2 separate regions of the Homo sapiens genome follow, and region 1 is linked to region 2. Evidence: chromatin loops called from intact Hi-C (ENCODE). Cell type or tissue: Caco-2. All regions are shown on one strand. Each heading gives the region's core, and the rest is flanking DNA. Links, peaks and the distances in the headings are about the cores only. Region 1 has its middle 120 kb from the start of LINC01395. Region 2 overlaps BARX2 (BARX homeobox 2).

Region 1 (16,779 bases), core at 6,410-8,909, 75 kb before region 2:
AAACTACTTTAAAGTTCATATGGAACCAAAAAAGAGCCCGCGTCGCCAAGTTAATCCTAAGCCAAAAGAACAAAGCTGGAGGCATCGTGCTACCTGACTTCAAACTATACTACAAGCCTACAGTAACCAAAACAGCATGGTACTGGTACCAAAACAGAGATATAGACCAATGGAACAGAACAGAACCCTCAGAAATAATACCACACATCTACAACTATCTGATCTTTGACAAACCTGACAAAAACAAGAAATGGGGAAAGGATTCTCTATTTAATAAATGGTGCTGGGAAAACTGGCTAGCCATATGTAGAAAGCTGAAACTGGATCCCTTCCTTACACCTTATACAAAAATTAATTCAGGATGGATTAAAGACTTAAATGTAAGACCTAAAACCATAAAAACCCTAGAAGAAAACCTAGGCAATACCATTCAGGACATAGGCATGGGCAAGGACTTCATGTCTAAACCACCAAAAGCAATGGCAACCAAAGCCAAAATTGACAAATGGGATCTAATTAAACTAAAGAGCTTCTGCACAGCAAAAGAAACTACCGTCAGAGTGAACAGGCAACCTACAGAATGGGAGAAAATTTTTGCAATCTACTCATCTGACAAAGGGCTAATATCCAGAATCTACAAAGAACTCAAATTTACAAGAAACAAATAACCCCATCAGAAAGTGGGTGAAGGATATGAACAGACACTTCTCAAAAGAAGACATTTATGCAGCCAACAGACATGCTCATCATGAAGAAATGCTCATCATCACTGGCCATCAGAGAAATGCAAATCAAAACCACAATGAGATATCATCTCACACTAGTTAGAATGGCAATCATTAAAAAGTCAGGAAACAACAGGTGCTGGAGAGGATTTGGAGAAATAGGAACACTTTTACACTGTTGGTGGGACTGTAAACTAGTTCAACCATTGTGGAAGATGGTGTGGTGATTCCTCAGGGATCTAGAACTAGAAATACCATTTGACCCAGCCATCCCATTATGGGGTATATACCCAAAGGACTATAAATCATGCTGCTATAAAGACACATGCACATGTATATTTATTGCGGCACTACTCACAATAGCAAAGACTTGGAACCAAGCCAAATGTCCAACAATGATAGACTGGATTAAGAAAATGTGCACATACACACGATGGAATACTACACAGCCATAAAAAAGGATGAGTTCATGTCCTTTGTAGGGACATGGATGAAGCTGGAAACCATCATTGTCAGCAAACTATCGCAAGGACAAAAAAACCAAACACCACATGTTCTCACACATAGGTGGGAATTGAACAATGAGAACACTTGGACACAGGAAGGGGAACATCACACACTGGGGCCTGTTGTGGCGTGGGGGTGGCGGGGAGGGATAGCATTAGGAGATATACCTAATGTAAATGACGAGTTAATGGGTGCAGCACACCAACATGGCACATGTATACATATGTAACAAACCTGCACATTGTGCACATGTACCCTAGAACTTAAAGTATAATAATAAAAAATATATATATATAAAATTATACGTCATAACTAAGTGGGATTTACCCCAGGGGTGCAAGGCTAGTTCAATATTAGAAAATTAATCAATATTATCTACCATTTTAATAAAGAAGAAAAAACACATGATTATATGCAGAAAAGTATTTGACCATTTGTGACAAAACATCTCAGAAAAACACAAATAGGAACTTCCTCAACCCGATAAAGAGCATCTACAAAAACCCTACAACTAACATTTTACTTAGTGATAAAAAACTAAATACTTTCTAAGATTGAAAACAAGGCAAGGATATTTGCCCTTATCACTGCTATTCAACATAGTGCTGGATATTCTAGCCAGGCAATAAGGCAAGAAAAAAAAACAGGAATAAATATCAGAAAGGAAGAAATAAAACTGTCCCTTTTTGCAGATTACACAATTTTCTACATAGACAATCACAAAGCATCCAAAAAAACATTCCTATGTTCAGTAAGGCCAGAGAATACAAGATAAGCATATAAAAATCAATTGCATTTCTTTCTTTTTCTTTTTCTTTTTATTATTTATTTATTTATTTATTTATTTATTTATTTTTTTGAGACAGGGCAGGCTAGAGTGCAGTAGTGAGATCTCGGCTCACTGCAGCCTTTACCTCCTGGCTCAAGCAATCCTTCTGCCTCTGCCCTCTGAGTAGCTGAGCCTACAGGCCCATGCCACCGTGCCCGGCGAATTTTATTGTATTTTTAGTAGAGATGGGGTTCTGCTGTGCTGCCCAGGCTGGTCTAGAACTCTTGGATTCAAGCGATCTACCCACCTCGGCCTCCCAAAGTGCTGGGATTACAGGCATGAGTCACCACACTTGGCCCGACAAATCAGTTGTATTTCTATATACTAGTGATGACACTAAAAATGGACACCAAATTTAAAACTACAGTAACATTTTAATCACCCCAAGAAATGAAATATTTAGATGTCAGTCTAATAAAACATATGTTAAACATTAAACACTGATGAATGAAATAAAAGAAAATCTAAAAAAATGGAGAGACATTTCATGTTCATGTATTGGAGGATTCAACGTAGTAAAGATGTAAATTCTTCCTAAACTGATATACAGGTTTAACACAATTCCTATCAAAATCCCAGCAAGCTTTTGGTTTTCTTGGTAGATACTTATTAATACAAGATTATCCAAAATTTCTATGGAAAGGAAAGGAAGTAGGATAACTAAAACAACTTGGAAAAAGAACGAAGTGGAAGGAACCAGCCTACAGATGGACCCCAGCTTACAATGGTTCATGATTTTTCAACTTTACAATGTCGTTTTCAGCTGTGTATGTTAATGGTGAGTACCCATACACCATTCTGTTTTTCACTTTCAGTATGATATTCAATAAATTATGTGAGTTATTATTATAAAATAGGCTTTATAAAATTGGCTTTATGTTAGATGATTTTGTTATAAAATAGGCTTTATTATTATAATAAATAATTTTCTATTATAAAATAGGCCTTATTATTATTTGTTATTATAAAATAGGCTTTATGTTAGATGATTTTGCCCAACTTCAGGCTAGTGTAAGCATCCTGAGCACATTTAAAGTAGGCTACATTAAGTGATGTTTCATTATTATTATTATTATTATAAAATTACATTATTATATTATTATTATAAAAACACATTGAGCACATTTAATGTACTTATGTACATTAAATACATCAGTACATTAAATGTGCTCAATGTGCTTTTGGCTTACAGTATTTTCTACTTATGATGGGTCTGTTGTGATACAGTCCCATCATAAGTTGAGGAGCATCTGTACTCAATTTTAAGACTTACTATATAGCTACACAACTCAAGACTGTGGTACTAGCAGAAGGAAAGGCACTTAGATCAATGGGAAAGAATAGAGAACCCAGAAATAAGCCCATACAAATATGCTCAGCTAATTTTTGCAAAAGCAATTCAAAACAAGCAACAAATGGTTCTGAGCAATTGGAAATCCATAGGCCAAAATATGAACCTCGACCTAGGTCTTACACCTTATCCAAATTTAAATGTAAAACATAAAGTATAAAACCTTTAGAAAAAAATATAAGAAAAAATCTTGGGATAAAGAACTAGGCAAAGAGTTTGACTTGAGACCAAAAGCATGTTCCATAAAAGGAATAAAATAGATTGGGCTTCATCAAATTTAAAAACTTTTTCTCTACAAAAGATCATGTTAAAAATATGGAAAAGCATAATGTGAAAAAATATTGCAAACCACATATCTGACAAAGGACTAGTATCTAGATACTCGATAGTAAAAAAGCTAACAAGCCAATTAGAACGTAGCTAAGAGATAATTCACTTAAGAAGTTATGTAGATGACAAACAAGCACATGAAAGGATGTTTAACATAATTAACCTTAGGGAAATAAAATTACAGTGTGATATTACCACATACCTACCAGGACTGCTAAAATAAAAAATAATGACAACACCAAATACTAGCAAGAATGTGGAGAAACTGGATCATTCATACATTACTACTGAGAATGTAAAATGGAATAGTCACTCTGAAAAACAGTTTGCCAGTTTCTTAAAAGACTAAACATGCACCGACCGCATGACCCAGTAATTGCACTCCTGGGCATTTATTCCAAATAAATGTTTACTTATATTTACACAAAAACCACAAACAAATGTTTATAGCAGCTTTATTTGTAATAACCCCAAATTATAAAATCTATATGTCCTTCAACAGGTAAATGGATAAGCAAACTGTAGCACACTCATATCATGTAATAATCATGCAATAAAAAAGAACAAATTATTGATCCATGCAACATGCTGGACGAATCTCCGGAGAAATATGCTGAAAGAAAACACCAATTGCAAAAGTTTATATACTGTATGATTCCATTTATACAGCATCCTTAAAATGGCAAAATCATAGAAATGAAAAGAACAAATAAGTGATTGCCAGGGGTTAAGGATGGTGGTGGTGGCTGAAAGGAAGTGGGTGGGACTGTAAAAGAAGAATACTTGAAGGATATATGAAGGATACTTGTGATGGAAATTTTTTTGTATCCTGACTATCAGTGTCAATATCCTGGTTGTGATATTGTGATTTTGCAAAATGTTACCATTAGGGAAAACTGGGTAAAGACTACACAGAATTTCTTTGTATTATTTCTTACAACTGCATGTAAATCTACAACTCTCTCAAAATTAAAAATGTTTATTTATTAGAAAGGTTTTTTTTAATAAGTGCATGTCAAATATTAAGGGGCAGGCAAAAGGAACTTAACCTGTGCTTAGACAACAAGGAACTATGAAATAGCTTCTGTAATGATAGCACCTCTTTATTGAACACTTACTCTATGCCTGGCATTGTTCAAGTTCTTTGTATGCACTCTCTAATTTAATCCTTAAGCAATTTAGAGAGCTTATGTAACCTTGTACAAGTTCACTCAGCAAGTGGAAGAACCAGTAATTTGACCTTGGATCTATTTGATGAGAAAGCATGTGTTCTTAACCACTGTACTATGTAGCCTCCCTATTGCTGAAGCAACGGAATCTGCTGAAAAGTTATGGGTTCAGTAGTATAACCTATTGATCCTAAAAGAAGCCACATGTCCTTTCTGCATTTGCAGCTTCAGAAATACGCCTGTAAAGTTAAATCATCATTTGTTCATTCAGTCTTTCAATTCAGTGCCAGGTATTGTGTAAGGTTCTAGGCATCCAAAGATGCAGAAAAATGTATCACCTGCCTGCTTGTGTGAGGAGCTTGGACACTCCAGGGGGTGACGGACAGTGATTCCTACCTATGTGCCCATTCCTGTGGCCACACGAAGAGAGCTAAATCCAATGTCAGGGTCAAGAGAGCTCTCTGAAAGTCATTTTGTCTCCTGGTCTCAGGTCCCCCCGACAAACTTTGCAAGAGGTCCTTCTTGGAGGTGGAGGTTGTTGGGGAGGTGTGGCACCTCTGAACTTTTTCTTTCAACACTTCACACAAAAATATATACTAGTCAAGCTAAAAAACAAAAACAGAAAATTTAACTCAGGTTTACATTTAGTTCCAGGCTTGAAGTGTTCTTTAGAAATTTTCCTGACTCCAGAAACTTTTTGCATCTCTTTGTCTTCATCTTGATGGGGAAAGGGAAGAGAGAAAATGTAATATAGCGGAAAAACCATAGACTTTTTGGCTAGCCATATCTGAATTCAAATCTTGACTGCCCAATATCGCTAATGTGGTGGATAGTGGTGGATTGCTGATCTTAGCAAGCTATTTAACTTAACCGAGAATGCTTCCTCATCTGTAAAATGGGAATATTAATATTCCTCCTAGCGTTGCTGTAGCCATTCAGTATCATGTAGATAAAACATCTGGCATATGATTGGTGCTTACTAAATGGTACCTATTATTATTTTCTTCCAACATGAAATTTCTTTAAGAGAAAACAGAAAGAATATCTTTGTAACCAAAAGGTGGTAGGTAAAGGTTTCATCAACAAGACTCAGAAAGCAATAACTGTAAAAGAAATATTTGATAAATTAGACTTCATCAAAATTAAAACTACTACCCAATAAAGATACTATTTGGAAAATCTACAAACTAGATTTGCTAGACTGTAGCAAACTACAGATGAGAAGAAAATGTTTCCAGGATGCATACATCTGACAAAAGAATTATACCCCATATCTCTCTGATGGTAGAGGATCTTACAGAGTTTCAGTGGCATTACACTGAATGATTTCACTGTAAGCCCAATTTATGTAGATGGCCTGAAAATTTACATTAAGTATCTACTGAATCCAAAACGTAATCCGAAAACTCCTTATTACCTAACTCCTACTGTACATTTGTTTTCTGAGGATCTTTCTCTTCTTTTGTTTTTTCTTTTTATTGTGAAAGAAACTAGAGTTCCACTAAGGAACCTGCTTAAAATGCATACCCGAGGATTTGTTGTATCAGTTAGGGTTTGTGTTTGCAAACAGGATCCACCGTGACTAGTTTATTTAAAAAAGGAATGTTAGGAATTTGTTAAAGTATGGTAGATAGTACACAGCATTTCCAGAAAAGCCAGAGAGACATATTCTGAAGCTGAGTAGCAACCACACTCAAGAGCTTCTCCACCAAAAATATCTCTACAAATGCTGTTTGGCACCTGTAATGCCTGGAGCCAGATGCCAGAGATACTACCAGTGCCACCTCTGCTGAAACATCCACCTTCCACTAAAATGCCTACCAGTTACTTGTTCCCCCATATCTGGCCACCTCCTCACATAGCTCACTTCTTCATTCAAGTCCTAACAGCAAGGATCTGATTGATAGAACCTAGATCACATGACTGCAAAGTTAGTTGACTTCTACCTTAGAAGAGTAGTCTTAAAATATAGGAGATCTGAAAAAATACAGGAAGGATATTTTAAAATGCTGGCTGCCACGATAAGAAAGGGCTATCCATTTTACCCTTCTTGTACAACAGAGTCTAGAAAACTAAAAACATGTCTCAGATACCTTTGCAGTTATGACTCAGGATGTAATTTAGGATTCACCAATCCCATGCTCCTACGTAAGATTTGGAAGGCAGAATTGAGGTGGAGGCCATGCTTTTGTTAGTTATCTCTGTTGATTCTCCTAGCTAGTCTTGGTTGTGTTGAAGTTTGGGGTGTGTATGTGTGTAAGTGCTTTGTTTTTCTTGTTTTGGTTTTGGTTTTGATTTTTTGTTCTTTGGTTAGAGTTGGCAGGATTCCTACTATCCAATCCTTAGCTTTATTGTTGTTAAAAGGCAGAATTAGGGGAGCATATATGTTTTGCTGTTTGGATTTAGGAAGCATCATTTGATTATGGAATTTGCTATTGCATAATGGTGGCTTTCTGTGGTGTGGATGGTGGATAAAATGGTGTATTTCTAGAGTCATCATTTATAGTGGTGGATTCTTGATTCCCAATTTTCCTGCTTCTTGAAAAGGTAAGGTAAGCAGGAAGCTCCCTTCTCTGACTGGCAAGTTTAGTAGTGTCGTCCTAAAATTCATTTCTTCAGCCCTTCCAAAGATTTTCATAAGCACTAACTCCCGGTATTTAATCTCTTTCTGCTGAAAATAGATGATTTCTGTTATTTATCATTTAATCTTTTCTAACATAGGTATTAGTTCTATAAATTTCCCTTTATCTACTACTTTAGCTGCATCTCACAAAATTTGGTATGTTGAATTTTCATTTAGTTTAAAATAATTTTCTAGTTTCCTCTGTCGTCTCTTTTTTTACTCATGAGTTATTTACTTGTATGTTATTTAGTTTGCAAATATTTAGAAATTATCCTAGTGTCTTTTTGCTATTGATATCTAATTTAATTCTATTGTGGAAAGACAACATACTTGGATTTGAATTAAATGTATTGTGACTTGTTTTATGGCCTAGAATATACCTTATCTTGGTAAATGTTCTGTACATCCTTAAAAATAATGTGTAATGTGCTGCGGGCTCTATAAATGCCAATATGTCAGGATGCTAGTGTTGTTAAAGTTTTCTGTATTCTCATTGATTTTCTGTCTATATGCTCTATCAGTTATTGAAATAGGCATGTTAAAATCACTAACTATAATTGTGTATTTGTCTATTTTTCTATCAGTTTTTGTTTCCTATATGTCAATGCTATGTTATATTAAATGCATGAACATTGGGGATTGTCATGTCCTCTAATGAATGGCCTGTTTTATCATTATGAGCAAACCCTCTTTATCCCTGGTAATATTCTTTATTCTGAAATCTACTTAGTCTGTTAATAATATATTACTTTGGTTTTCCTTTAACTAGTGTTAGCATGGTATGTCTTTTTCTATTCTTTTTACTTTGAACTTAGGTGTGTCTTTGAATTTGAAGTGGGTTTCCTGTAGGCAGCATATAGTTGGATCTTGCTATTTTTTTCAATCCAATCTTAAAATCTCTGCCTTTTAATTGGGGTGGTGGAGACCATTTACATTTAATTGTTAGGCTCGAATATTTCATCCTGCTATTTGTTTTCAATTTGTTCCACTTGTGTTTATTTTTTCCTCCTGTGATGCTCTAGATTATTTTTATAGTTCCATATGAAGTTCATCTCATAATGATAAAATGGCCAGTTCAACAGAGGATATAAAAATTCTACATGTTCATGAGCCTAATAAAATAGCTGATAAACACCTACACATATATTACATTTAACTATGTATAAATACAATTTTTATATATACAGATTAAGTATTCCTAATTTAAAAATCCAAAATCCAAAATGCTCCAAAATCTACTTTTTAAGTGTCAACATGACACTCAAAAAAATGCTTATGGGAGAATTTTAGACTTCAGATTTTTGGATTATGGATGTTCAACCTGTATCATGTATATGATATGTTAATATATGTATTATTAACTATTTTAGAGATTACTTTAAGGTTTATAGTATATATCTGTAACTTATCACAGTTTATCTTCAAATAATATTATAGTACTTCACATAAAACTTACTACATAAGCCTTACTACAATATACTTCCATTTCTCTCCTCTTAGCCTTTGAGTTATTATTGTCATATGTTTTTCCTCTACACATGTTGGAAATTCTACAATGTGTTGTTATTATTATTTTTGCTTAAATAATTACTTTTTAAAAGGTTTGTAAAATGAGAAAAAATCTTTTATATTTATCCACATAGTTACCATTTCCAGTCTCCTTAATCGTTTGTGTAGATTCAAACTTTTATCTGGTATCTATACCTTTTATATACACATGCTATAAAAACCCCTATTATTATTATTGTTGTTGTTGTTGTTTTGGAGATGGGGTTTCACTCTGTTACCCAGGCTGGAGTGCAACAGTAATCATAGGTCACTGCAGCCTTGAACTCCTGAGCTCAAGCAGTCCTCTCACCTCAACAATCTGAGTAGCTGAGACTACAAGCATGCACCACGTCCAGGTAATTTTTTTATTTTTTGTAGAGATGAGGTCTCATCATGTTGCCTAGGCTGGTCTTGAACTCCTGGGCTCAAGTGATCCTCCTGCCTTAGCCTCCCAAAATGCTGGGATTACAGGTGTAAGCCACGGTGTCTGGTCTTGAATTTCTTTTGTTACCAATGCAATTCTTAATGCTTTGGTGAAGAGTGGCTTACAGGCATGATATTATTTTTATATGCATTATCAATTATCTTTTAAAGATACACAAATAAAAATTATTTTGTATTGATCCATGTAGTTACCATTTCCAGTGCTTTTCATTCCCTTGTGTAGAACCTGATTTCTGTCATTTTTCTCATTTTTCTTCTGCCTGAAGAATAAATAGGTCTGCTGGTGATAAATTCTTTCTGCTTTTGAATGTCTGAAAAAAGTCAATTTCACCTTCATTTTCGAAAGTTTTAAGGGGTGTAAAATTCTAAGTTGAAAGGGTTTTCTTTTCCTTTTGGTATTTCAAACATATTGCTCCACTGTCTTCTGGCTTACAATGTTTCCAAGAAGAAATTGGCAGTAATTATCTTTGTTCTTCTGTACAGTAATGTATCTTTTTTCCTGGCTGCTTTTCAGATTTTCTCCTTATCATGTGTTTTAATTAATTTCACAATGATGTGACTTGTGCTGTAGTGTAGTGTTCTTCATGTTTCTTAGGTTTGGGATTTGCTGAACTTGTTGGATCTGTAGACTTAACATTTTCATTAAATTTAGAACATTTTCAGCCATTATTTTTCCTTTTTTTTTTTTTTGAGACAAAGTCTTACTCTGTCACACAGGCTGGAGTGCAGTGGCCCAATCTAGGCTAACTGCAACCTGAAACCTCCGCCTCCATGGTTCAAGCAATTCTCGTGCCTCAGCCTCCCAAGTAGCTGGGACTACAGGTGTGGGTCACCACACCCAGCTATTTTTTGTATTTTTAGCAGAGATGGGGTTTCATCATGTTGGTCGGGCTGGTCTTGAAATCCTGACCTCAAGTGATCTGCCCACCTTGGCCTCCCAAAGTGCTGGGATTACAGGCATGAGCCACCACACCTGGCCATTATTTCTTAAATATTTTTTTTTCTGTTACCCACCCACTCCTTCCTTCCTTCAGGAGCTCTGATTACATATATATTGTACTGTTTAAAGTTTTTCCACAGCTCCCTGATGCTCTGTTTTTGTTTTTCAGCCTTCTCTTATGTTTCTTCTTGGATAGTTTCTATTGCCATGTCTAAATCTTTTCTTCCGCAATGTTTACTTTGCTGTTAATCTGATTTAGTGAATTTCTCATCTCAGACATTATGACTGTTATAATAATTGTTTTAACAACCTTGTCTGCTAATTTCATCATTTGTGTCATTTCTGAGTTTATTTCATTTAATTGATTTTTTATTATACTTTAAGTTCTAGGGTACATGTACACAACATGCAGGTTTGTTACATAGGTATACATGTGCCATGTTGGTTTGCTATCCCTCCCCCATCCCCCTACCCCATGACAGGCCCGGGTGTGTGATGTTCCCTGCCCTGTGTCCCTGTGTTCTTGTTGTTCAGTTCCCACCTATGAGTGAGAACATGTGGTGTTTGATTTTCTGTCCTTGTGATAGTTTGCTCAGAATGATGGTTTCCAGCTTCATCCATGTCACTACAAAGGACATGAACTCATCCTTTTTTATGGCTGCATAGTATTCTATGGTGTATATGTGCCACATTTTCTTAATCCAGTCTATCACTGATGAACATTTGGGTTGGTTCCAAATCTTTGCTATTGTGAATAGTGCCACAATAAACATACATGTGCATGTGTCTTTACAGTAGAATGATTTATAATCCTTTGGGTATATACCCAGTAATGGGGTCACTGGGTCAAATGGTATTTCTAGTTCTAGATTCTTGAGGAATTGCCACACTGTCTTCCACAGTGGTTGAACTAATTTACACTCCCACCAACAGTGTAAAAGTGTTCCTATTTCTTCACATCCTCTCCACCGTCTGTTGTTTCCTGACTTTTTAATGATCACCATTCTAACAGGTGTGAGATGGTATCTCATTGTGGTTTTGACTTGCATTTCTCTGATGACCAGTGATGATGAGCATTTTTTCATATGCCTATTGGCTGCATAAATGTCTTCTTTTGAGAAGTGTCTGTTCATATCCTTCACCCACTTTTTGATGGGGCTGTTTGTTTTTTTCTTGTAAATATGTTTAAGTTCCTTGTAGATTCTGGATATTAGCCCTTTGTCAGATGGGTAGATTGCAAAGATTTTCTCCCATTCTGTAGGTTGCCTGTTCACTCTGATGGTAGTTTCTTTCTCTGTGCAGAAGCTCTTTAGTTTAATTAGATCCCATTTGTCAATTTTGGTTTTTGTTGGAATTGCTTTTTGTGTTTTAGTCATGAAGTCTTTGCCCATGCCTATGTCCTGAATGGTATTGCCTAGGTTTTCTTCTAGGGTTTTTATGGTTTTAGGTCTTACATTTAAGTCTTTAATCCATCTTGAGTAAATTTTTGTATAAGGTGTAAGGAAGGGATCCAGTTTCAGCTTTCTACATATGGCTAGCCAGTTTTCCCAGCACCATTTATTAAATAGGGAATACTTTCCCCATTTCTTGTTTTTGTCAGGTTTGTCAAAGATCAGATGGTTGTAGATGTGTGGTGATACTTCTGAGGGCTCTATTCTGTTCCATTGGTCTATATATCAATTTTGGTACCGGTACCATGGTATTTTGGTTACTTTAGCCTCGTAGTATAGTTTAAAGTCAGGTAGCATGATGCCTCCAGCTTTGTTTTTTCGCTTAGGATTGTCTTGGCTATGTGGGCTCTTTTTTGATTCCATATGAACTATAAAGTACTTTTTTCCAATTCTGTGAAGAAAGTCAGTGGTAGCTTGATGGGGATAGCACTGAATCTATAAATTACCTTGGGCAGTATGGCCATTTTCACGATATTTATTCTTCCTATCCATGAGCGTGGAATGTTCTTCGATTTGTTCATGTCCTTTTTTATTTCATTGAGCAGTGGTTTGTAGTTCTCCTTGAAGAGGTCCTTCACATCCCTTGTAAGTTAAATTCCTAGGTATTTTATTCTCTTTGTAGTAATTGTGAATGGGGGTTCGCTCATGATTTGGCTTTCTGTTTGTCTATTATTGGTGTATAGGAATGCTTGTGATTTTTACACATTGATTTTGTGTCCTGAGACTTTGCTGAAATTGCTTATCAGCTTAAGGAGATTTTGGGCTGAGACAATGGGGTTTTCTAGATATACAATCATGTCATCTGCAAACATAGACAACTTGACTTCCTCTTTTGCTAATCGAATACCCCTTATTTCTTTCTCTTACGTGATCGCCCTAGCCAGAACTTCCAACACTATGTTGAATAGGAGTGGTGAGAGAGGGCATCCTTGTCTTGTGCCAGTTTTCAAAGGGAATGCTTCCAGTTTTTGCCCATTCAGTATAATATTGGCTGTGGGTTTGTCATAAATAGCTCTTATTATTTTGAGATACATCCAATCAATACCTAGTTTATCAAGAGTTTTTAGCATGAAGGGCCATTGAATTTTGTTGAAGGCCTTTTCTGCATCTATTGTGATAAGCATGTGGTTTCTGTTGTTGGTTCTGTTTATGTGATGGATTACATTTATTGATTTGCGTATGATGAACCAGACTTGCATCCCAGGGATGAACCCAACTTGATCATGGTGGATAAGCTTTTTCATGTGCTGCTGGATTCAGTTTGCCAGTATTTTATTGAGGACTTTTGCACTGATGTTCATCAAGGATATTGGCCTAAAATTCTCTTTTTTTGTGTATCTCTGCCAGGCTTTGGTATCAGGATGGTGCTGCCTCATAAAATGGGTTAGGGAGGATTCCCTCTTTTTCTATTGATTGAAATGGTTTCAGAAGAAATGGTACCAGGTCCTTCTCGTACCTCTAGTAGAATTCGGCTGTGAATCCGTCTGGCCCTGGACTTTTTTTAGTTGGTAGGCTAATAATTATTGCCTCAATTTTAGAACCTGTTATTGGTCTATTCAGAGATTCAACTTCTTCCTGGTTTAGTCTTGTGAGGGTGTATGTGTCCAGGAATTTATCCATTTCTTCTAGATTTTGTAGTGTATTTGCATAGAGGTGTTTATAGTATTCTCTGATGGTAGTTTGTCTTTCTGTGGGATCGGTGGTGATATTCCCTTTATCATTTTTTATTGCGTCTATTTGATTCTTCTCTCTTTTTATCTTTATTAGTCTTGCTAGCGGTCTATCCATTTTTTTGATCTTTTCAAAAAACCAGCTCCTGGATTCATTGATTTTTTGAAGGTTTTCTTTTGTGTCTCTATCTCCTTCAGTTCTGCTCTGATCTTAATTATTTCTTGTATTCAGCTAGCTTTTGAATGTGTTTGCTCTTGCTTCTCTAGTTATTTTAATTGTGATGTTAGGGTGTCGATTTTAGGTGTTTCCTGCTTTCTCTTGTGGGCATTTAGTGCTATAAATTTCCCTCTACACACTGCTTTAAATGTGTCCCATAGATTCTGGTATGTTGTGTCTTTCTTCTCATTGGTTTCAAAGAACACCTTTATTTCTGCCTTCATTTCGTGATTTACCCAGTAGTCATTCAGGAGCAGGTTGTTCAGTTGCCATGTAGTTGTGTGGTTTTGAGGGAGTTTCTTAATCCTGAGTTCTAATTTGATTGCACCGTGGTCTGAGAGACAGTTTGTTGTGATTTCTGTTCTTTTACATGTGCTGAGGACTGCTTTACTTCCAACTATGTGGTCAATTTTGGAATAAGTGCGGTGTGGTGCTGAGAAGAATGTATATTCTGTTGATTTGGGGTGGAGAGTTCTGTAGATGTCTATTTGGTCCACTTGGTGCAGAGCTGAGTTCAAGTCCTGGATATCCTTGTTAACCTTCTGTCTCGTTGATCTGTCTAATATTGACAGTGGGGTGTTAAAGTCTCCCATTATTGTTGTGTGGGAGTCTAAGTCTCTTAGTAGGCCTCTAAGGACTTGCTTTATGAATCTGGGTGCTCCTGTATTTGGTGCATGTATATTTAGGATAATTATCTCTTCTTGTTGAATTGATCCCTTTACCATTATGCAGTGGCCTTCTTTGTCTCTTTTCATCTTTGTTGGCTTAAACTACGTTTTATCAGAAACTAGGATTGCAGTCCCTACTTTTTTTTGCTTTCCATTTGCTTGGTAGATCTTCCTCCATCTCTTTATTTTGAGCCTATGTGCATCTTTACACGTGAGATGGGTCTCCTGAATACAACACACCAATGGCTCTTGACTCTTTATCCAATTTGCCAGTCTGCATCTTTTAATTGGGGCATTTAGCCCATTTACATTTAAGGTTAATATTGTTATGTTTGAATTTGATTCTGTCATTATGATGTTAGCTGGTTATTTTGCCCGTTAATTGATGCAGTTTATTCCTAGCCTCAATGGTCTTTACAATTTGGCATGTTTTTGCTGTGGCTGGTACCAGTTGTTCCTTTCCGTGTTTAATGCTTCCTTCATGAGCTCTTTTAGGGCAGGCCTGGTGGTGACAAAATCTCTCAGCATTTGCTTGTCTGTAGAGGATTTTATGTCTCCTTCACTTGTGAAGCTTAGTTTGGCTGGATATGAGATTCTGGGTTGAAAATTCTTTTCCTTAAGAATGTTGAATGTTGGCCCCCACTCTCTTCTGGCTTGTAGGGTTTCTGCTGAGAGAGCCACTGTTAGTCTGATGGGCTTCCCTTTGTGGGTAACCTGACCTTTCTCTCTGGGTGCCCTTAACATTTTTTCCTTCACTTCAACCTTGGTGTATCTGATGATTTTATGTCTTGAGGTTGCTCTTACCGAGGAGTATTTTTGTGGCGTTCTCTGTATTTCCTGAATTTGAATGTTGGCCTGCCTTGCTAGGTTAGAGAAGTTCTCCTGGATAATATCCTGAAGAGTGTTTTCTAACTTGGTTCCATTCTCCCTGTCACTTTCCGGTACACCAATCAAATGTAGATTTGGTCTTTTCACATAGTCCCATATTTCTTGGAGGCTTTAACAGTTTTTTTTTTCCACTCTTCTTTCTCTAATCTTGTCTTCTTGCTTTATTTCATTAATTTGATCTTCAGTCACTGATATCCTTTCTTCCACTTGATCAAATCAACTATTGAAGCTTGTGCATGTGTCACAAAGCTCTCATGCTGTGGTTTTCAGTTCCATCAGGTCATTTAAGGTCTTCTCTGCACTGTTTATTCTAGTTAGCCATTCATCTAACCTTTTTTTCAAGGACTTTAGCTTCCTTGCGATGGGTTAGAACATGCTCCTTTAGCTCAGAGAAGTTCGTTATTACTGACCTTCTGAAGCCTACTTCTGTCAGCTCATCAAACTCATTCTCCGTCCAGTTTTGTTCCCTTGCTGGCAAGGAGCTGCGAGCCTTTGGCGAAGAGGTGCTCTGTTTTTTGAAGTTTTCCACTTTCCTGCTCTGGTTTCTCCCCATCTTTGTGGTTTTATCTACCTTTGGTCTTTGATGTTGGTGACCTACAGATGGGGTTTTGGTGTGGATGATCTTTTTGTTGATGTTGATGCTATTTGTTTCTGTTAGTTAGTTTTCCTTCTAACAGTCAGGTCCCTCAGCTGCAGGTCTGTTGGAGTTTGCTGGAGGTCTACTTCAGACCCTGTTTGCCTGGGTATCACCAGTGGAGGCTACAGAACAGCAAATACTGCTGCCTGATCCTTCTTCCAGAAGTTTCGTCCCAGAGGGGCACTCACCTGTTTGCAGTGTCTTTCAGCCCCTGCTGGGAGGTATTTCCCCGTCAGGCTACACGGGGGTCAGGACCCTCTTGAGGAGGCAGTCTGTCTGTTCTCGGAGCTCGAACACCATGCTGAGAGAACCACTGCTCTCTTCAGCGCTCTCAGACAGGGACGTTTAAGTCTGCAGAAGCTGTCTGCTGCCTTTTGTTCTGCTATACCCTGCCCCGAGAGGAGGAATCTATAGAGGCAGTAGGCCTTGCTGAGTTGTGGTGGGCTCCACCTAGTTCTTGCTTCCTGGCCCCTTTGTCTACACTGTGAGCTACTCAAGCCTGAGCTATTCAAGCCTCAGCAATGGCAGACGCCCCTCTCCCCTGCCGGGCTGCAGCCTCACAGGTCGATCTCAGACTGCTGCAGTAGCAGTGAGCAAGGCTCTGTGGGCATGGGACCCACCAAGCTAGGCACGGAAGGGTATCTCCTGGTCTGCCCATTGCTAAGACTGTGGGAAAAGTGCAGTATTTGGTCAGGAGTGTATTCCAGGAACAGTCTGTCATGGCTTCCTGTGGCTGGAAAGGGAAATACCCTGACCCCTTGTGCTTCCCAGGTGAGGTGATG
Region 2 (16,779 bases), core at 7,502-10,001:
GGGCAGGCACAGAGGTCTGCTCTGCTCTGTGTGGGAAGATGAAGCCCACGGCCCAGAAGAGGTTCCTGCAAGTCCTCTGGTTTTAAGCAGATCTTTCCCCTCTCTCCCTTCGGAATCCCTAAATTCTTGGTCCATGGGACCAGGCAGATGAAAAGAAGTAGTCAGGAAAAGCTAGAGACACATATTTCAGAAACCCGAAATAGATTTGTAATATGCAAACTTCCTGAGAACCACCTGTGGTCTTTATAAAAAGACATGCTTGTAGCTATGAATTCTTCCTGAGAAGTCTGTGTACCTTGAAGCATAGCATTTTTCAGAGCTTGACAGGATGCTTTCGGATTATTTAATTCAACTTTCTCATCTCAGAGGGAGTAAATTGCCCCAGGAAGGTTAAGTGAGTTGCCTAAGATAACGTAACTAGGAAGCAGCAGATGGAGGAGTCAAACCAAGTTCTTCTGACTTGAAGTCCCATGCTATCAGCACATCATGAATCACATGGATACATCATTCAGAAGAGGGAGGCAAACAGATTTTAAATCACATGAAAGCTCAGATCGGTATGACTGGCGCCTCCAGCACTATGTTAAGGAGGATTCTCAGGCTGGCCAGAGCTTGGCTGAGGAAAAGGTGCTGGGTCGATTAACAATGTCTGCTATGGGCATGTGGCCGGGGCAGGGTATGGTGGCATACATACCAGTTATATGCCACTCCTGCGTTAGGAATTTCAAGGCAAGAGTTCTTTTCTGTCCAACAATCTGTTAAATCTGTAAAGTTCAAGTAAAGAGCTTTTCCCTTTGATTATTCAACACAGAGCTTAAAATGTCTGGATCATTACCTATGTGAATCATTTTATCTCTCAGTTTCATCATCTATAAGGTGAGTAAGAAAACTAGCTGATTCTAAAGAATCCTTCAAACTCTAATATACTGATGCCACGAAAGGACCTCTCATCCTCCCCATTTGATATCTGATGAAAATGGAGAAGACCCAGGGACTGCCCTTTGGGACTCAGTCCAGCCCTGAAAAGTGACTTCAAGGCCACAGCCAGCATCTGAGCCAACCAACATTCACACTAGCTCTGAGTTGAAACCGACTAACATCACAGAAGCATCCAGGTACTACCTGTGCTCCAGCTCTCTTCTCTGGGTTGGCATTTCTCTTCTTATTCCTTCCCATGCCTTTGTTTGGCCCCCAGTCACAGTTGATAAAACAAATAGCTTCTCTTATTCTTTGAGTACACTTCTAGCTAGGCCCAGCAGAAACCACAAAGTGGTTAAATAACAATAAATCACCACTTGCTACAACTTCCATTAACTCTCCAGCCAACTCCAACACTTGATGTTTTGTGCTGTGGATTCTTTTTAAGAAAAAAAAATCACCTGGGAGTGATATTTTAGAGCAAGAAAATGAGGATATGTGGGCTTGTGGTTTGGATCTCACAGCACACATCCTGAAATGATACTTCTTGGAAAAGAAGTTGGAAGCTTCTTAAAAAGGCATAAGATGTTTCTCATCTTAAATCACCTTACTCCTTTAAGTCTGTCACTTCTTTCAAAAGAGACTATCTTTCTTTAGCAGGCTAATGTGTAATCTAGAAACTAAGAAGCTTATCATTATAGGAAATGACTAACAATCCACCTGTAAGGAAGGCTTTGTATCACCTTTCTCTTTTGTAAGAGAGTTAAATATTTTTTTACCCAACATTGAATAATATTTTGAAAGTGTGGTAATATCTAGCATTGGCAAGCATACGGGGAAATAGGCATTCATATATTGTTGGTGGGAGTATAAAACAGTATAATCCTTGAGGACAAATTAAGCAGTATCTACCAAGTCACTGACAGGGAATTTCGTAATTTGAGGTCTATGCGTACAAAGATTTATATACAAGCATATTCACTGCAGCCTTGCTTATAATCATGAGCAGGGGAAATAACCTATATATTAATATCTCTCAACAGGAAAATAATTAAATAAATTGTGGTACATCCATAGTATGAACTACAATGTAACCATTAAAAAGTACTATCTAGTTCAGGTGTGGTGGCTCAGCACTTTGGCAGGCTGAGGCTGGAGGACTGCTTGAAGCCAGCAGTTCAAGACCAGCCTGGGCAACAGAGTGAGACCGTGTCTCTGTTTTTTTTTTTTTTTTTTTTTTTTTACTTACTTTTTTTTTTTTTTTAAAGTAGAGACAGGGTCTCTGTTGCCCAGGCTGGTTTTGAACTCTTGGCCTCAAGCAATCCTCCAATTTCAGCCTCCCAAAATGTTAGGATTATAGGTGTGAGCCATCGTGCCCAGTCAGAGATTCTGTCTCTTAAAAAAAAACATATAAACTGATGAGAAAGAGAGATGAATAGATGGATAAACTATATATAAACTAATACGAGAAAATACCTAATATATTATTGAGAAAAATATGATGTAAAATCATTTGTATTATTCTTTAAAACTATGATTTTTTTTTTGTCTGCCTTTATAAATGCATTTTTAAAAGTCTAGAAGGCTAGTTATCAAACTGTTAACAGTGATAACCTCTGGGCTTGGAATAAAACAGGGTGAAAAGGAATCTACACATTTGCATCTAATCCTGCATTCAATCCAGCCATGAATATTTACTGAGCATCTACTATGGGCTACACTCCGCTCTGGAAGCTGGGGAGATAGCAACGAATACTATAAAGTCCTACCTTCATGGAGCTTACATCCATTTGGGGAGGCAGACAGCAAACAAATAAACAAGTAAATATGTAAATAGTGCCAGGTAGTGATAAACTATGATGAAAAATACAGCAAAGTGTGAAGATGGGGCAGGTGGGGCAGAGGGCAGTATTGGGGATGAGGAGTCAGGGAAGGCCATGGTGGGAAGATGACCCTTCTGCAGGTAAGCACCCCCACGCAGAGGAGAGCCTGGAGAAGGTACGGGACAAGCACCCCAGCCCCAGAACCAGCACAGGCAAAGCCCTAAAGGCCGAATGAGCATGGGTTGAAAGACCAGCAGAAAGGCAGAGTAGGCAAGGGCAGAAGTCACAGGAGAGAAAACTGGGAAGAGATCTGTTGGAGCCCGATTACGCAGGGCCCTGTAGGTCAGGGCAAATCACTTGGATTTTATTCAAAATGTGATTTTTAAAAAAGCCATTGGCAAGATGTGAGCTGAGGGAGGACATGATCTGACTGATGTCTTAAATGATCCCTAAGGAGGTTGGACTGCAGGGGCCAGGGTGGGAGCAGAGAAACCAGTGAGGAGGCCAGTAGACCAGAGGCAGCAGCTACAGCAGTGAGAGGGGGTGCATTTTATAGTTAAGGTTGAGAGGACTTGTTGAAGGACTGAATGTCAGGTATGAGAGAGAGAGTTGCCAGGAGAGGCCTGACGTTTTGGTCTTAGCAACTGGAGGAAGGATGGTGCCCTTTACCAAGATGGGAAAGACTGGGCAAAAAGCAGGATTAAGTGAGAAAACCATGATTTCTGTGTTAGGTAAGTTGCTATTAGACATCTTGCACATGTTGAGGAGTCAGTCAGATAGAGGTTGGGTTAGAGACACAATTCCTGGGAGTCTATGTGGCATATTGGACCATGGGATTGCATGAGATCACCAAGGGAGTGGGTGGAATAAAAAAATGAAGAAATACAAGGGCTGAACTCTGGGGCACGCCAACATCTCAGGTCACAGAGAGGAAGACGAGCCGGCCAAAGACACTGAGGAGGGGACAGAGAAGCAGTAGGAAAGCCCATGTCCCTTGGCATCCCCAAATCTAGATGATACTTCTGCATTGTTCACATTTTGCACAGGTGCGTATCTTTTTTTTAAAATTTTTTAAAAAGGAAAGTTACATTAAATGAGTTATAAGTTTCATTCCCATTCTAAAGTTTAATTTTATGTTCAGTTTGTCAAAAAGAATAATCTTTCATTGACCCTTGATCCCAAGGAGTGGTTAAAACTTCTTCTAAAAGCTAGGCAAAGAAAATCAGTCTAGAAATCCCAGAAATTGAGTATAAAATGTGTTTAGTTTTATGACACTTCTAGTAAAACAAACATTGTGGGTGTTCTCCTGGGAAAGGGGGGCTCTTTAGCCCATTCAGAATCCAAAGGTCTAGAGAATTTTCTCGCTTTATGTCAATTTTCTCCCTTTATGTCAAAAGATGTTTGGGTTCTTGAATCACATTCATTCTTTTAAAAGAAACATCATTTAATGTGGAGAAATAGTAGTCTTTTCAACAAATGAGGCTGGGTGTGGTGGCTCACACCTGTAATCCTAGCACTTTGGGAGGCCGAGGTGGGCAGATTACTTGAGGTCAGGAGTTCGAGACAAGCCTGGCCAATATGACGAAAGCCCGTCTTTACTAGAAATACAAAAATTAGCTGGTGTGGTGGCACGCACCTGTAATCCCAGCTACTTGTGAGGCTGAGTCATAAGAATCCCTTGAACCCGGGAGGCGGAGGTTGCAGTGAGCTGAGATCATGCCACTGCACTCATAACACTCCATTTCAAAAAATAAATAATAAGTAAAATAAAAATTTTTAAAAATAATTGCTTAAAAAAATGGTGCTGGAGCAATTGGACATCCAGATGCAAAAAATAAAAATAAAAATAAAAATAAATAAAATAATAAGAGCCTTGACCTCATAAATTATTTTAAAAATTCACTCAAAATGGATCATAGACCTTCAGTAGAAACACAAACCTATAAAATTTTTAGAAAGAAACATTAGAGAAAAATCTCTGTGACACTGGGTTAGGTAGAGAATTCTTAGCCATGACACCAAAAGCATGATGCATAAAATAAAAAGGCAAAAAACTGGTCTTCATCAAAATTAACAATTTTTGCTCTGTAAAAGATACTGTTAAGAAAATGAAAAAAGCTGCAGACTGTGAGACCTGACAAATCTCACACCTGACAAATGATTTTTACCCGGAATATATAAAGAACTCTCAAAGTTTGACAATTAAAAAATAACCCTATAACAACGTGCCAAAGTTTTGAAAAGACACTTTACCAAAGAGGTTCTACATATGGCAAATTAGCACATGAAAAGATTCTAATGAAGGAAATGCAAATTAAAAACCACAGAGAGGTACTGTTACACAGCTGCTAGAACAGTTGACGTTTTTAATGAACTGACAATATCAAGTGCTGGTGAGGATGTGGAGCAACTGGAACTCTCCTTCATTGCTGGCGAGAATGCAAACTGGTACGGCCTCTTTGGAAAGAGAATTAGTAGTTTCTTATAAAGTTAAACAAACGCTTACCATTTGACCTAGCAAAACCCCCCAGATATTAACCCAAGTGAAAAGAGAACACAAAACCCTGTATACAGATGTTTATAGCAGAATTATTAGTAATTATCAAAAACTAGAAACAATCCAAATGTCCCTCATTTGGGGATGGATAAACAAAAACTGGTACAGACACACAACGAAATACTACTCAGAAATATAAAGCAATAAAACGATTGATGCACACTGGGAGGCCGAGGTGGTAGATCTCTTGAGGCCAGGACTTTGAGACCAGCCTGGCCAACATGGCGAAACCCTGTCTCTACTAAAAATACAAAAGTTAGTCGGGCGTGGTGGTGCGTGCTTATAATACGAGCTACTTAGGAGGCTGTGGCATGAGAATTGCTGGAACCCGGGAAGTGAAGGTTGCAGAGAGCAGAGATCATGCCACTGCACTCCAGCCTGGGCGACAGAGCAAGACTCTGTTTCAAAAAAATAAAACAAAACAAAAAACTTGATGAATAGTGGATGAATCTCAAATGACTATGCTTAAGTGAAAGAGGCCAGACTCAAAAGGCTATATGATTCTATTATAGGACATTACAGGAAAGGCATAACTAGGAATAGAGAATAGACTGCCAGAGGTTAAGGGTCGGGGAAGAGCTTAACCACAAAGGGGAAGCACAGGAGAACTGGCTGGGACTGGAGGAGATGCCAGGGGAGGTGCTAAGATTGTTTTGTATCTTAACCACGGTGGTGGTTATATAATTTTTTGCATTTGTCAAAACTTGCTCTTCTACCAAAATAGTGAATTTTTACTAAATATAAATTAAAAGGAAATTTCAAAAAAAATTAAAATGTTACACACATTTGCTACAAAATAAATTTAAAACAATTCAAAACTACATAAAGTAGAAGACTCCCCTCACTGCTTTCAACCCCAAATCTTAGAGATAAACTTACAGAATTGTTCCTATGTACATATATATATATGACCTAAATCCAGTAATATGTATATTAATCTATTGAAACATATAGTTACAAAATGGTTATTTTACAAAATATAAGTATGTCACATTTTTTCTGAATGGATAGCCAAAAACCCTAACACCATATATTGACTAGTTCAGTGACTTAAAATGGCAGGGTTAAGATACAGTAAATTCCCAAAGAAATGAAGTTGGGAATTTTTGCTCATCAGAATTCTGGGAGTCTCCTGGGGAATTTCCATCAGCAGAATTCCGGGAATATCCCGCTCTCCAGAAAAGCAGCCAACTGGGGAAAAAAACTACCCTTCCCAAGGGCTGCCCTCTGTGGAGGTGGTCACAAATTGGGAACACAATGTATGGGGGGCAGGGAATGGTGGGGGAAGAGAAAGTTAGAAAACCACGAAGACCAGAGAGATGGGGACACATTTTTAGAGGCTGCCGTGAGTTTGCACCTTGCAGGAGAGTGAAGGCTATTTAGACAAGATTTCTGGAAAATATTTTAGGGAGTATACTTTGTGAAATCCATGAATATACTCCTTTAGGAACAAGTAAAATAAAGATCTTCATATTCAAGGCTTCCACAGTCAGATTTCTGATTTACATCCACTAGGCCATATGGGGCCCTAGAAATAGTTGGGTTATATTATGTATACATGGGTCTATTCCCAGATTTTGTCCTGTTCTACTGAACTAATATATGATCCTATTATAGGATCACTCCACTTTAATGATTGTGGGGTTTTAGGGAGTTTTCTTATCTGGTAGAACGAGTCCCCCCTTTATTTTGCTTACAGAATTTTCTTGGCTATTGACATTAATTTATTTTTCCAGTTGAACTTCCGTTTTTTTTCCTTAGAGACAGGGTCTCCCTCTGCCACCCAGGCTGGAGTACAGTGGTGCAATCATAGGTCACTGTAACCTTGAACTCCTAGGTTCAAACAATCCTCCTGTCTCAGCCTCCCAAGTAGCTGGGACTACAGGCACATGCTACCACACTCTGCTAATTTTTTTTTAGAGGCAGGGTCTCCCTGTGTTGCCCAGGCTGGTCTCAAACACTTGACCTCAAGTGATCCTTCCACCTCAGCCTCCCAAAGTGCTGGGATTACAAGTGTGAGCCACCATGCCCGGCCTCCAGTTGAACTTTAGAAATCAACTTGTTAGACTCTAAAGAAAGCAAGTCCCATTAAAAACTTGATTAGAGTTACACTAACCTTATAGATTAATTTATAGAAATGATTCTACTGATGATCCTATCCTTTAGTAGGCTGAAAAGCAATTGCTGGTTATTTAAAAATGACTTCCAGAGATTTGGGCAATTTGGTTCCATAAAGCTTAAACCTAATGAAAAATCTTCATGAAAAAAAAAAAAAAACACAACTTCTAATAAATAATAGTGACTTAAAGCAACATCCTAATCACCAAAGTCCATTGTTTCAGCAATCTTGACCCAACGTTCTGATGCAAATTCCGCTCTAAGAGTGTACTCTTCCCCACTGGCTGAGAGCGCCCCCGTGAAGTTGGAGGCGCACACACAAAGCTGCCGTGATGCTGAGAAACATTTCAGGATCTTAAAAGGATCACCATTGTCAACAAATAGAATCGCAATGAGGCACTGTCTTGAGCTCTTGGTATTTGATATGTGTCTCTAAAGTTCAGAAGAACAGGCACGGCTGGAATGGGAGTTGGTGGGTAATGTGTGTGCTACAAACCACTGGATCTCTCCGAAAAGCAAGCCCATGGGGAGCAGAAAAGTGAGACAAAATATACTTGAGCCAGCTGCTTGCTGTCTTTTCTAATTTTAATATATGACTTGATTTCCAACAAAGTAGCATTGACCCAGAGCTTTAATTTCACAAAGCGCTTGCATTCCAACATTTCCTACTCTTGCAAAAAAGTACTGTGAAATAAATCCCACCATAAATCTGTATTTTGACTAAAAATCAAACCCAGGTTTTAAAAACAGTGCCAAATTATAAATTAATGCATACATTAGGAGACACTTTGGTTACTGAGAAGACAGATAACGTACAACTCTTAAGTATGTCTTTCTCTTTCCTGAGAATTATCACAATGTGAAAACGTTGACTGGGGACAGCTGCCCTGCTACCCTAGATCATTTACATACACTTGTGAAATTCAAGCACATTATCTGCTACTGACAGTGTGATGACTGTAATAAACCAAAGACATTGTTTAAACACACAGTTTTAGTTGACAGAAGGAGCATAAACATGACCCCATTGAACACATTTTCTAATAGTTGTTTTTCTTCAACCAATCCTCTTAGCCAATGTTTCCCTCTGGGATGGAGATCACATAACTGTGCATATCATTTACCTAGAAATACTTCCCTGCCAAATGTTCGGCCTTTTTGAGAATCTGTTTTTGGATTCTGGAAAACCTGAGTACATGAGTGGTTGGTGGGTGCCGGAGACATCCTGGGAGCTTGGGGAGATGTGGAACATTTGGTAGGCTAAACAGAGTATTTTCAGTCATGCTGGTTCTGAAAGCTGTCAGTGAACTCGTGCATGTGAACATGCTTGGGCCAGGCATGTACCCACTCCAGGGTTGCTGGTTCTTGGCACAGCTCCTCCATCTAAGTCCTCCTTCATGGCAGAAGCCAGGTCCCCGCAGCTACAGCCATACTTGAACCTCAGGGCAAAATCCCCCAAGTACAGTTTCTGCCCTCACACACCTCCTGTGGGCTTCTCTTCTATTCTTCCAACATTCTAGTCCCCACATTGACTCTCCACACCCACATTTCCAGTTTACACAAGCAAAGGCCAAAGGTCTGAATGGATAAGAATTTCTAAGCTGCCTGCTTGACTGATTTACATTGCAGGAATGTGTGACCTATATATACACAGAAAGCTTCAGAGGGACATAAACAACGCACACACAAAGACACTGGTCCAGAAGTATGCAGATAACCTGGAAGATGTACGCCATGGATAACTGGGCAGCTATAGCTGAGTTTCCTAGAAAAAAAACATAAAATCACCCACACCGAAGTATTCCCCTAAGCTCCCGTTCCTACCAACTGGCTGGTAGTTTGAGGTAGTGGAAAAAATAAGGCCTCTATTCCTGACTCACACAGTGAGCAGGTTACCAAGTCTTTCTTGATTTCAATGTCCTATAAAGTTAGGCCAATAACAGTTCTCCCTCCTGGATTATCGTGAGGATTAACGGCATTAATGTATGTGAAGTGCCCAGGGGGCACTTGGTTCCCTTTCTTTCTCTCCCTTCACTTAGTTTCATAATGCTCAGTGATTGAGCCAAATTAAAGTAGATTAATTTTCTTATCAAGAAAGCACACCTACTTGTGAAGCATGCATACGTATCTTCTTATCATCTGTGCATTCACATGCAAAGCAAGATTCAGCAGTAGCAGAGTCGGCCAGTTTCTCTTTGCTCAATGGAAGTCTTCCAATGCCCTTGCAGCCATATACCGAGACTGACAGCAACCAGGGAGCTCAGAGAAGTCAGAGGAAGGGCTCACCTGGCTGGACATCTTCCTAAAACTACCAACACTCCCCAAATAGTTACTTGGGTTTAGTAGATCTGTTAAAAAAAAAAAAATCCACAGAAAAGTTTGAGGGTCCCAAGGCACAGCCCTTCTCAAGGTTAGTAACAGGCAAGGAAGGATGGAGTTGGGGGTCACAAGACAGAACCAAAGCCAATTTCTAAAAACTGCAGGCAGCGGGGCCAGGTGTGGTGGCTCACGCCTATAATCCCAGCACTTTGGGAGGCTGAGGTGGGAGGATCACCTGAGGTCAGGAGTTCAAGACCAGCCTGGCCAACCAACATGGTGAAACCCCATCTCTACTAGAAATACAAAAATTAGCCAGGCGTGGTGGTGCACACCTGTAATCCCAGCTACTTGTGAGGCTGAGGCAGATGAATTGCTTTAACTCGATAGATGGAGGTTGCAGTGAGCCGAGATTGTGCCACTCCACTCCAGCCTGGGCAACAGAGTGAGACTCTGTCTCAAAAAAAAAACAAAAAAAAACCAGCATGGAAAACAGATACAGGGTGGTTAAAGTAAGTTACTTTGCCCTGTCTTATGCTGAGAGCGAGCTGAGTGTTGGTGGTCACCAGATGTGAAAGTTCCATGACCGTGTCCCCATACGCATAATCTGTAAGCCTAGGAGAGAGGAGGACAGAGGGAGGGAGGAAATACAAAGAGATTCTGAGTAGCCTTTTAACTGTGATTCACCAAGTTTCTAGTCCAGCAAGAGTGAATGAAACAGATGCACTCTCTACAGATTCCAGTTTTGTGTGACTGAAGAAAACAGAAAATGTTTTAAGAGGCCAACTCAAAGGCTGACAAAATGTCTTAGCAACATTAACTACCTCATTAAAAAAAAAAAAAAAAGGAGGAAGGGCATTTTGTGAGTTAAATGTAAATGAATTAGAAACACGGAATAAATTTATTCTAAAATCCATATTAGACTACCATGATAGAGACTCTGGAATAACCCTCCAGTTAAATAAAAACTTAAGAAGTTTACAAAGGTTTAAAAATAAAGGGCAGAGAGGTGGAGTGGGGAGAAAAGATTGGGGAGATTTAGAAAAATGAAGAAAGTTTGGAAAATAAGCAAAGGACATCAGAGAGACCTTGGAAGCCTGATTGCTTCACACCTTCTTTTCATATTCTTCACTTTGCAGAGACAAGCCAAGTCTTATCACCTTATCCCTGCAATATCACTAGAAATGTAGACACCCACAAAACCACTCAGCAATGCTGGAGCTAAGTGAGATCGATTAAGCTAGCCCAACAGGTAGGTTTCTAGACTTTCTCATGCTGCCTAAAATGTCACATCACCTAATTCAGTCATCATCCAGCCCGCAGCCTCCACCACCCTTCACCTCCATTGGCCAGTTAGCACATGGACATGGTGTGGTCTTTCTCCTCCCGGCCATGCTGTTTTCCATATACACCCACACCTGCTTTCATCCATGCTTCACAAGCACTCCCTGACGGAAAGCTGCCAGGAACAGCTGCTGTTTAGTACAAAGACAGAATCACTCACTCCTACCTTCATGCACCCACACATTCTGTTTGTGTCCTGATTCACTCTTACTTAATTCAAACCTTGAATTAGGAGTTATGTTGTTTACCCATCTGTTTCTCACGAGATTGAAAACTTCTTTAGGAAAAAAATTTGAAACTCCATCTTCCTGGTGCTTAACTCCATGCTTTGTTGAATTGATTTTACCTGGAATCAGGATTTCAGGGCTAGAGATGTGGTTCTGACACCTTTGAGCTCTATGACCTTGGTCATATTTCGAAGCTTCTGTTTTCTCTTCTATAAAAAGGCAATAGTAATACTTCTCTACAAGCTTGTTGGGGGATAACATTGCAAATGAGTATGAAAGACAATGAAGAACTATTCCAAAAAAGGCACTGATTTTTTTCAATCACCCAACTTAGCAGATCCAGTGAATGTTCCATATTGTAAAGATGTCTCTATTCACTAAGAAGTCACAACACTGCTTTGTTGTGCTAACCTCATCCATCCCTCTGCCTCATAGCTTGTGCTCAATCATTTCTAGCTGACATCCTGGCATTCACAGAGGCAAAGTCCACACACAAAATTTCCTGGGAGGAATCCTCTGGTTCACTGTCATCATCATTAGGGAACTCTGTTGAACAGCTACTCAGCTCTGTGCTGACTGGTAGAGACAAGAAGAGAAGCAATTCCTGATCTCTGCCCTCAAAAAAACTAATTATTTAAAGGTAAAGAGGGAAATGAAGAAACATGTGGCAAAGGCTGAGTGGTGTAGGAAGTGTAGGAATTCTAGAGAGTACAGTGCCTGGTGACAGGGTGAGCTGTGAAAAGAGCAGGAACTGAGTTCCAAGAGGGGAAGGAAGGGATGGATTCCAGAGGCATTGTCGAGGAAAATCCAGTAGTATCTGGAAACAACCTGCAGGGTGGGGAGAAGACAGGCAGACACACAGGAAGGGGAAGACTCAAGACGCTCGAGGTGACTGCTGGATTTAGGGCCATTGAGAGAAATCTGATGTCTGCAACGTGGGAATGTTTTGGGAGAAAACATGAGGCTTACAGTTTGAAGTGACAATCACACATCCAAGTGTCAGAGACAGTCACAAGCTGATGCTCCCCAGAAGGGCTCTGAGATGAATGCATAAATTCACTCAAAACCAAAGTTGAAGGGTTGAAAGCAGAATTCATCTCCCAAGAAGAAAGATTTAAGAAACAAGAGGATGGACTGGGCGCAGTGGCTCATGCCTGTAATCCCAACACTTTGGGAGGCCAAGGTGGGAGGATCACAAGGTCAAGAGTTCGAGGCCAGCCTCACCAATATAGTGAAACCCTGTCTCTATTAAAAATACAAACATTAGCCAGGCATGGTGGCAGGCACCTGTAGTCCCAGTTACTCGGGAGGCTGAGGCAGGAGAATCGCTTGAACCTAGGAGGTGGAGGTTACAGTGAGCCAACTGCACTCCAGCCTGGGCAATAGAGTGAGACTCCATCTCAACAAAAAAAAAAAAAAGGAGAGAGAGAGAAAGAAACAGAGGATGAAGGACTGGACCTTGGAGTACATCTTCATCAACAGGGCTGGAAGAGGAAATCATCAATAGAAGAGACAGGCATTATATAGCATAAGAGGCAGCAGCACAAGCCAGAGAGTACAGGACTAGTAAAATGGCCAAAGAGAATTTCAAGAATGATAAACATTCAATGAGGTTACTCATTAGCCTTTTCACATAAGTTTTGAAACTTTCTCCCCTTCTCTGACTATGGCCCTGGAAGTGGACTATAGCCCTGGTTTAGGAATCTCCACCAGGCATGCTGGGGAGATGTGCACAATGTCAGGGCACTGGACCCAGTTACTAGAAAAAGCCACTGGAGATTACCTTTCTGCATGTGGCCCCCTGGGTCCACAGGCAAGTTCCTGATTACATGCAAAAAAATATGTAATTTTAAAAATCCAATCTGGGCCGGGTGCAGTGGCTCAAGCCCGTAATCCCAGCACTTTGGGAGGCCAAGGTGGGTGGATCAAGGGGTCAGGAGTTCGAGACCAGCTTGGCCAACATGGTGAAACCCTGTCTCTACTAATTATACAAAAATTAGCCGGGCGTGGTGGCAGGTGCCTGTAATCCCAGCTACTCGGGAGCCTGAGGCAGGAGAACTGCTTGAATCTGGGAGGCGGAGGTTGCAGTGAGCTGAGATCACGCCATTACACTCCAGCCTGGGTGACAGAGCAAGACTCCGTCTTGGGAAAAAAAAAAAAAATCCAATCTGATTTCATTCTTCTCCCTACACATTCTAATCCTGACTTAAATCTCTCTATGGCTTGACTTAGTTGCAAAGAATTAAAAACAAAGGGAGATAAAAGAGAATAAAATCTGGCTGGGCAGGGTGGCTCATGCCTGTAATCCCAGCACTTTGGGAGGCCAAGGCATGTGGATCATCTGAGGTCGGGAGTCTGAGACCAGCCTGGCCAACATGGTGAAACCCCATCTCTATTAAAAATACAAAATTAGCTAGGTGTGGTGATGGGCACCTGTAATGCCTATGACTTGGGAGGCTGAGGCAGGAGAATCACTTGAACCTGGGAGGTAGAGGTTTCCGTGAGCCGAGATGGTGCCATTGCACTCCAGTCCGGGCGAAAAGAGTGAAACTCCATCTCAAAAAAAAAAAAAAAGAGAATAAAATCCAATTCAACTAAATAAATTGTGGAATCCCTACTGTACACACAAGAGATCTACACACTAACTGGGGATAAAACAATACACGAGAAGACCATGTCCTGGCTGGACACGATGGCTCACGCCTGTAATCCCAGCACTTTGGGAGGCTGAGGCAGGAGGATCGTTTGAAGCCAGAAATTCGAGATCAACCTAGGCGACATAGTGAGACCCCATCTCAATGGAAATTTTAAAAATTAGCCAGGTGTGGTGGTGTGTGCCTGTAGTCCTAGCTACTTGGGGGGCTGAGGCAGGAGGATCACTTGAACCGAGGAGTTGGAGGAGGCAGTGAGCTACGATTGCACCATTGCACTGCAGCCTGGGTGTCAAGAGTGAGACTCTATCTCTAAAAAAAGGAAAAGGAAGAAAATTTAATTAAATAAATGCATAAAAGACAGACCAGGTCCTTGTCCAGCGTAGGGTCTAGCCAGGATGGCAGATGATTTAAAAAGCAGTAGTTCAGGTGCTATAAAGAGTGTTGAGGGGCTGGGCACAGTGGCTCATGTCTGTAAAGCTAGCACTTGGGAAAGATGAGGCAGGAGATCATTTGAAGCCAGGCAATCGAGGCCAGCCTGGACAACAGAGCAAGACCCCATCTCTAAGGGGAGGAAAAAGAGTATTCAGGAAGATCTAACCAAGTATAGGCCATCAGGATTCTCATGAAAGAGTGGCATTTAACTGACATTCTAAGAATGAGGTTAGCTGAGATTCCAATGTGATCCAAACTGAATGATATAAAGCAACAGGTAAAAGTTTAAGATATGCCAGTATAAAAGTATACAAATTTGCCAAATTATAACTGTCCAAAAAAAAAAGTAAAACCAAAAACCTGAGGAGTAGAGAAAATAGAGGAAAAGGCATTTGTGCCTCATTTCAACTTCTGATGTTGGAATTGGTTCCACAGAGTAAGGACAAGCAGGAAGAGCTCGTTGCTGGAACATGAAGGCAAGTCATTAAACCGGAGCACCTGCAAACAAACCAGTGTCTGGCAAGGCCCCCAAAATATAGTCAGTGATCGGAAGATTTCCCATTACTGTGATGACTGGCATCATACAGGCATTTCCATCAGGATGTTTCCATCTCACGCAGTCAGTTATATGACTTCTATGGAATCCCATTGATTTTCTCTTTTTGGTATTCTATTCATTTCTAATAGATGTGTATCCTTAGTGATTATGCATCCAATGCACACAGGGGTCATCAAACTATGTTACAAAAAGGATTCCAACTTTGAAGGAATCTACCTGTTGAAGTAAGGAGGAAAGGGAAGCTCTGTGTTTGATGGAAGGATTTTGTTGGATAGAATGAGAGTTCCTCTCCCTTTCTCTTTTATTTAAGCTGTTAAGAATAAATGGCAGCCAGTGCATCCCCAAACAGTTGAGGGAAAATTTTTACATGAGACATCAATATTTACTCATGTTTGAGTCTTCCTCTTGAAGACACTACTATAATAAGGGGTAACCACAGGAATAACAGCAATAAGATTTTGCAACACAATGCACATCGGTTCGCAAACCACGGTATCCAACTGGCTACCAGGACCAAAGACAGTTGCTCCCTACAGCAAGAAGGCCTTTCTCTTCCCTTGCACGGAGCCAAATCCTGTCTATGAAGGTTGAACTCTGGCCTTGACAACCCCGTTAAACTTGCTCAGCCTCTGGGCCACAGTGAGGTCTTTCTTGCTCTGAATATTCCTCATCCGTAAATGAGGGAATGAGATGATTTTGAAGGTCCCTTTTTGGTACCAAGGTACAATGATTTTATGACTAATATTACACTAGGAAACAATATGTCTCTCTAATATTTCTCAACCACATTTAAAGTTTTTGCCTTTTACTTCTATCTCCCACAGTGTTCTTCCTGTACTTTGCACAGGGTATCAACTGAACAAATATTAGTTGAATACGTGTGCAAAGAACAAAATATTAATGCATGCATATCAACTTCTCCAGCTCTGCTCAATCATCTCAGTTCACAAGGAGGTGAAGTAATAAACTATAAACTATTTACTTACCTGATATTCCCATGGGTGATCCAGACTGTAACTACGAAAGGCAAAAGACTATATTTGCACCATGCACAATTAAGACTTTGAGATTAGGTGATTTATAGCTAATAACACACTAAATAACAGAAGAGAGATTATTTTTTCTAATCCAGTCTTTGATGGATGAGGCAGAGGGCATTAAACAAAGTCACACAGAAGAAAGCTGAGGTCCGAACTAGAAACAGAGCTCAGGCCTCCAGAGGAGAGAAAACGAGTGTTCTGTTCACATCACTGTATTGCCTTTCTGGGCAAGAGCCACCAAATACTGAGTGCTTGCATGGCCTCGGGTTCTTATTTTCCTCCTTCATGTGGTCTATTTTTGGGAGAGCTTGAGTGTATCCAAGATTCACAGCTAATGATGTGATGTATTAACAGCCAATCCAAAAAGCTTCTGCTTGGAAAATTTCCCCAAATTTGGCTAATACATGTTTAGGAGGAGGGGGGAAAGGAACAGTAGACCTTGGATTGCGTTACAACCCAAAGGCCCACAACACTGACACTGATTTGTTCACTAAAAAATAATATTGATAGGCCGGGTGCAGTGGCTCATGCCTTTGTGCTCATCCCAGCACTTTGGGAGGCCGATGCAGGCGGATCACCTGAGGTCAGAAGTTAGAGAACAACCTGGCCAACATGGTGAGACCTCATTTCTACTAAAAATGCAAAAATTAGCCAGACGTGGTGGCTAATGCATGTAATCTCAGCTACTTGGGAGGCCGAGGCATGAGAATCGCTTGAACCCGGGAGGCGGAGGCTGCAGTGAGCCGAGATTGTGCCACTGCACTCCAGCCTGGACGACAGAGTGAGACTCC

What was found. Hi-C counts contacts between places; a loop is a spot of excess contacts. Peaks named below come from ENCODE experiments on the same cell type or tissue, not always from the same donor. Only the 100,000 strongest peaks of a DNase experiment are listed, where the experiment ranks them.
Region 1: it touches region 2 in a loop (5-fold over the local background); 1 of 110 quality-filtered maps calls a loop at or near these places.

What each region holds. Positions count from the first base shown.
Region 1 is chr11:129,493,650-129,510,428 of GRCh38, reverse strand. No RefSeq gene overlaps it. Among named protein-coding and RNA genes, the nearest start is that of LINC01395, 120 kb to the left of the region's middle. In Caco-2, for the core only: no CTCF peak of the experiment used is centred there; no DNase peak of the experiment used is centred there.
Region 2 is chr11:129,419,804-129,436,582 of GRCh38, reverse strand. All of the region lies in intron 1 of BARX2 (BARX homeobox 2), which reads right to left. Among named protein-coding and RNA genes, the nearest start is that of BARX2, 52 kb to the right of the region's middle. In Caco-2, for the core only: no CTCF peak of the experiment used is centred there; a DNase peak (open chromatin) is centred at 8,992.